Regions from separate parts of the Homo sapiens genome. Here region 1 is linked to region 2. The links are chromatin loops, found by intact Hi-C in ENCODE. Cell type or tissue: IMR-90. All regions are shown on one strand. Each heading gives the region's core, and the rest is flanking DNA. Links, peaks and the distances in the headings are about the cores only.

Evidence for each region. Peaks named below come from ENCODE experiments on the same cell type or tissue, not always from the same donor. Only the 100,000 strongest peaks of a DNase experiment are listed, where the experiment ranks them.
Region 1: a loop joins it to region 2, with 5 times the contacts of the local background. A loop is called at or near these places in 3 of 110 quality-filtered maps.

Annotation. Positions count from the first base shown.
Region 1 is chr5:171,206,137-171,208,946 of GRCh38, reverse strand. All of the region lies in intron 20 of RANBP17 (RAN binding protein 17), which reads right to left. Among named protein-coding and RNA genes, the nearest start is that of TLX3, 100 kb to the left of the region's middle. In IMR-90, for the core only: a CTCF peak has its summit at 1,475 (motif pointing left); no DNase peak of the experiment used is centred there.
Region 2 is chr5:170,631,912-170,634,721 of GRCh38, reverse strand. All of the region lies in intron 1 of KCNIP1 (potassium voltage-gated channel interacting protein 1), which reads right to left. Among named protein-coding and RNA genes, the nearest start is that of KCNIP1-AS1, 48 kb to the left of the region's middle. RefSeq lists enhancers at 1,433-1,612, 1,387-1,968. In IMR-90, for the core only: a CTCF peak has its summit at 1,532 (motif pointing right); a DNase peak (open chromatin) is centred at 1,181; H3K4me3 peaks cover 201 bases.

The DNA.
Region 1 (2,810 bases), core at 231-2,730, 570 kb before region 2:
TGAGCAAATGGGATTCCTTTGTCTCATTATGTATCAGGGAACAGAACTAACAACAGCTGTAGAGTATTTACTTTATGTCAGCCACTGTACTGGGCCCTTTACATAATCACAGAATCATGACACTTCTTACAACATACCTGTGAGATAGGTTTTATTAGTCTTGTTTTATGGAAAGCGAAATTGTGATTCTGGGATATTAAGTAGCTTACTCAAGACCCACAGTTTAAGTGGTGAATCCAGGACTGGAATCTAGGACTGTCCTATTCCAAAGTTTGTGCTCCTCTATGTATCTTGTTATCTTGCCTTGCCACTGTATAACAGCACTGACTTCCTGATTAAAAATCAGTGAGTTCAATGATCAGATTTTAACAGTTAAAAGACTGCATATGAGGAAATAATGTCATACAAATTCTTAATTTTTTTCCCAACTTCCCTCTGGATTTTTGATACTTCAGTTTAAGTATGATCTAGGAAAATTTTAAACAAGGAGATCAGATGCACTGCAAGCTAAGGTGTTTTCTTATTGTTGCATTCCCATCATAGGGGCAAAGAAGTATGTCAATGATCTTCCTTCAATTCTCCAGCCCTGGAAACCATTTATCAAGATGGTTGCTGTGTAGTTTCAGGCAATTTAGTTTTGGAAGGACAGAGTGAAAAGCAATGTAGTTTGTGTGGCAGTTAATGCAGTCAGTGTTTATAGAAATGTTTTTGAATTAAATAGCTAACCACTAAAATAGCATTTTATCAAATAATCGCCATAAATAAAATGCATTTTGACTTTAAGATGACATGTGCTCTTACAGGATGTTTCTTCTGCATGCTAAGGATTGTATAACAAATTAAAGAACACACATTTATGTGGATAAAAGGCAAATAAACTTTCCCCAGCAGTAATGTGGAAATCATCACTGACGGTTTGACATATCAATATTTCAGGAAAAATAAATGACTTTCATATCCATGGCATTTTTTTATCATACTTATTCATTTTTGCATTACTTGAATACTTTGAAAAGAATCTGTACTTTATCACCTGAAACTGCTTAAAGTATTTCAAAATATTTTAATAAAGCTTTTTGAATTATCAAATAATATAACTTTTAAACAAATTTTACTATTATTATAAATATTTGCTCTTCATCCCTCGCCCAAAGGAAAACTATAAATCTTGTCTCAACTGAATGAACACCATTTATCATATTCATTTTGTTGTCAATACAATTATGAAAAGCCCTTGGCCTTTTCCCAAGGAAGCTGATTTGCTACTGAAACTCAATTATTATAAGCAACGCCAGTACCAAACCACCCCATTTGGCAATCTAACACAGCTTCTGGCATAACTGACACTTCTCTCCGCCCCTGACCCTGATAACTTCAACATCTATGGTCAAATGGAGGAGACAAAGGTTTCTAGTTCACAAGAAAACATTAAGTCCCAAGATTTTCCGTTTGCTATTTTCTGCCATCTGCTGGACAAAAGTTTCATTTCAGAAAGGTTCCCCCGCTACCCCCAAAGGAGCTAAATAAGGAAATGGAAAACAATACAGTATCTTCTCTAAATTTTGGGCAGTATCAATTACGGCAGATAGTTCTTCTTTGACACTGAGGGGAAGGTTTCTGACCTTGACTCTTGGTTGAAACTGTTGAAGAGAAAAACATGAAATGTTAATCACTAGATAGCCTAGAGTTGTAGACTGGTTTCAAGATCACCATCGATATTACAGTGCCCAAAGTAGACTTTTATTATTTTTCAAATAATGAAAATTTTGATTTTGAGAGTTGCTCTTTATGTTTAGAGAAATAAAAGAGTCAAGCTGGGTGCAGTGGAGCACACCTGTAGCACCACAGTCCCAGCTAGTCAGGAGGCTGAGGTGGGAGGATCGCTTGAGCCCAGGAGTTTGAGTCCAGCCTGAGCAACATACAAGACCCCGTATCTTAAAAATTAAAAAAAAGGCAGAAATAAAAGGGTCATATATAATTCCAGTTTAACTGTCACTGTTAAGAGAATTTTAAGACTTTCCATGTTGAAATTTCATAATCTCTGTACATATTATATGTAGATAAAAACCATGTGCATGATTACTCAATGACATAAAAATTTTATCTGTAACCCTTCTCTGGGTACATAAATCTGATGAAGTATATTTTAATAATAATTAAAGATATGTCAGTATCAAATTAATGTTTAAAAATTTTTATAATATGTAGAGTTCTCCCTAAAACATGCCTAGATCCCCTATTAGTTATATTTTTGGCCATAACTGTGGCATAGTAGTTGACAGTTACCTTTAAGAAGTTTCTATTGCAATTTAATTTACAGGAAACTTTGGATAAGGAGGGTTTAAAAAAAGTAACTGAGAAATAGTTTAGATTAAAAAGTAAATTAGCTTTCAGATTATATAATTTTTTTCACATGCTCTGATGGTTTCATGCATAAAAGACATGAAAGCATTATATAACACTTAGATGACTTGCATACAATATCACTTCCTGCTGGGATCAAACATAAGTCATACAACACTATTAGAACAATATTAACGACCATTTACAACTACCAAAAATGTGCCAGACATTATACAGAGTACACTTTACCTATTTTAATGGTTACAATATACCATGATACTGAATTGTATCTGTTTTCAAATGAGAAAACCAAGACTCAGACAGGTGAAATGACTTGCCAAGGTTCACAACACAGTAAATGAAGAGCTGGGATTTTAAGCCGGGTCTGTCTATCACCAAAGTCTATGCTCTTTTAACTCTTACATGATAAGGCATTTCTGTGGGGGGTTTTTTTTTTTTTTCCTGTC
Region 2 (2,810 bases), core at 18-2,517:
TCAGTGGTTTCCCATCCCAGTCTTTGCTGGTCCTTCCTAATCTGCCAACCTCTTACCATTGAAGAGCCTGGGGCTCGGGACTCAATGCTCTTTTCTTCCCTCTTTACACACACACACTCCCTGGGAGAGCTCATGTCGTTTTGTGGATTTCCGTGCCAATGACTCCAAAATTCTATCTCTTGCCAGGATCTCTCTTTTGAATGCCAGCCTCAAACATCCAGTTGCCTACTTTGGTGCTACTCGAAGTGTGGTTCTCAGTCTGGCAGCATTGGCATCACTTGGGAAGCTGTTGGAAATGTAGAACCTTGGGCCCCATGTTGGGCCTATTGAATCATTTTGGGCCTATTGCAACTCAGGGGTGCAGGGGTGGGCGTGGCACCCATCCATCCGGTTTAACAAGCTCTCCAGGGGACTGAATGGATGCTGGAGTTTAGGAAGCATTTTATTCCTTGCCCTCTCCACTTAGATATCTCCCAGCCATCTCAAACTTAACAAGTCCGAACATAAGTTCCCGATATTTCCTCACTCTACCAGCCTTCTCCATCTAAGTTAGTGGTGACTCCATCTGGTTATCTGCTCAGACCAATAACCCTGCTCAGACCAATAACCCTGCAGTCATTCCGGAGTCTCTGTCTCACCTCAACTTTGGTCTGTCAACAAATCCCGCTGGCTCCATTTTCACAACACCCGCAGAACCACATCCCTCTCACCACTGGCACTGCCACTAACCTGGCCAGAGCCGCAGCATCTCCCACTAGATTCTTGTAGAAGCCTCTTGGGCGCTTTTCACACTCTGCCCTTGGCCCTGACAGTCTACCCCAGCACAGCAGCCAGAGGGATTAAAATGTCATCAGCTCTTGTTTCTGCCCCAAGCTCTCCAATGGCTCTCCTTCTCGTGCAGCATAAAAGCCACAACCCTTATCCAGACGCACAGCCACACCCCGCCCCGCCCCATCCCCCCTCCGCCCCGCCCCCCGCCCCCCCCTCCGTCCCCCCCTCCGCCCCCCCGCCCCCTCGCCCCCTCCTCCGCCCCGCCCCCTCCTTCCGCCCACCGCCATCTCTCTGACCTCTCCTCTCCTCTTAGTTCTCTGTCCCTGGCCTTTTAGCTCATTCTGAAACATTCCTGGAACACATCCAGGCACATTCCTCTGCACTGGCTGATTCTTCATTTTCCATCCTGGAAAGCCTCTGCGTTTCTTTTGCCTCCTGCTTGGGTCTGCCATAGGCCTCTGCACTGGCTGATTCTTCTTCCTGAAAAGCTCTCCTCCCAGACATCTGCATATCCAGTCCCCAACTTCAGGTCTTACTCCAAGCCACTTCTCAGTGAGGCCCCCTGACTACCTCAGTCACTTAATTTTTAAAATTTGCTCCTATGACTAGCTGCCCTGCTCATTTTCCTCATCTTCTGTGTTGTCCATGTGTTTGGTAGAATGTCCGCTCTCGCTCTCGCGGTCCCCTCCTCCCCTGACCAGCGTCCTCCTCCCACTTCGGAGGGTCCCGCTCCGCCTGTCTTACCTCTTCTGGACGCCAGGTGGCGCCCCACACCGCCCAAGCCCCTGGCCGCCTCCATCCTTGCTGGAGAGACCCCGAGAATGCCTGGGGAAGGCGTGACCCTCGCAACCCCCTTCCCTCTGCTCTCCCCCTGCTCAAAGGAGGATGTCCTTTCTGACCACCAAAGCGGATGTTTCCTCTGAGACCCAGGAATTCACAATTATTCCTCGGGGAGAAGGGAGGGAAATGGCCTCTTCCAGGTTCAACCCGTGCTCAAGCCCCAACCCACCCCCACGCGAGGGAACGCTGTGCAGGACCTGCTGCCTGCTGGGTGCGTGCTGGGTGCTTTTACATGGTTGTCCCATGGAACCCTCAGCACAGCATTAGCGTTCCCACTTACAGATGAAGAAACTCAGGTTCAGAGAGGCCAGGTTGCTTGCCTGAGGTCACACAGCTGGTTAAGTGCAGAACTGGGATTCTAGCCTGACTCAGAGCCAGGGCTCTTCCACTTATTAAATGTCCCCCCAGAGAAGGCACAGCAGGAGGCTGGCCCATCTTTGGGCATCACATTTTAGGAATCGAGGAAGGGAGCTGACACTGGTTTGTGCTGGTCTCTTTCATTTACCGCCCACATCCCTGGCGGTAAGAATGTGCAAACGGCCCAGAGAGGTTGTGGTGCTTGCCCAGGGCCACGCAGCAGAGCCGCGCTGCTCCTCCTCATCTCCCGCCTCTGTTGGTTCGCCCTGGCCTAGGGAGGCAGAGTGCTCTGCAGCCCCTGCCAAAGGAGGCTGCTTCTCTGCAAAGGATTCTTCAAAAGCCTTGCAAGGAAGCGCCAGGGGGCAGTGGTGAAGGCTGGAGGAGAATCTTCTGGGGGAAAAAGATACAAGATTTGAGGCGAGAATCCTAATTACAGGAAGACTAATAGCCTGTCAATCCACGTGGCGTTGGTGGGACAGGGCTTGATTCCAGGGGCATCTGGGGTTTTCTGAGGGTCTCTCTTGCTCGCTCGCCTGGGTATTCATTTTCCCTCGCCTCTTGGAGGCAGAAGCAAAGGCTCCGAGAGCCTTGATTCAGATGCGTGTTTTTCTGCTCCCCAACTCCAGCTGAGCCTGGCCTGGGGACTGGGCAGGAGGACAGAGGACAGGCACGAAGGTCCTCTGTGGCCGGCGAGGACTCAGAGCTGAGCGGCCTCAAGCGTGGGCCCCTTTAGCTCCCCCTGTCTGTGGCAAATCGTCCTGGACACCAAAGACAGCCGGGAAGGGGAGGTCCACCCCTGACCAGTTGGGAATGTCCCTGTGAAGGGGCGGGATTTGGACCTA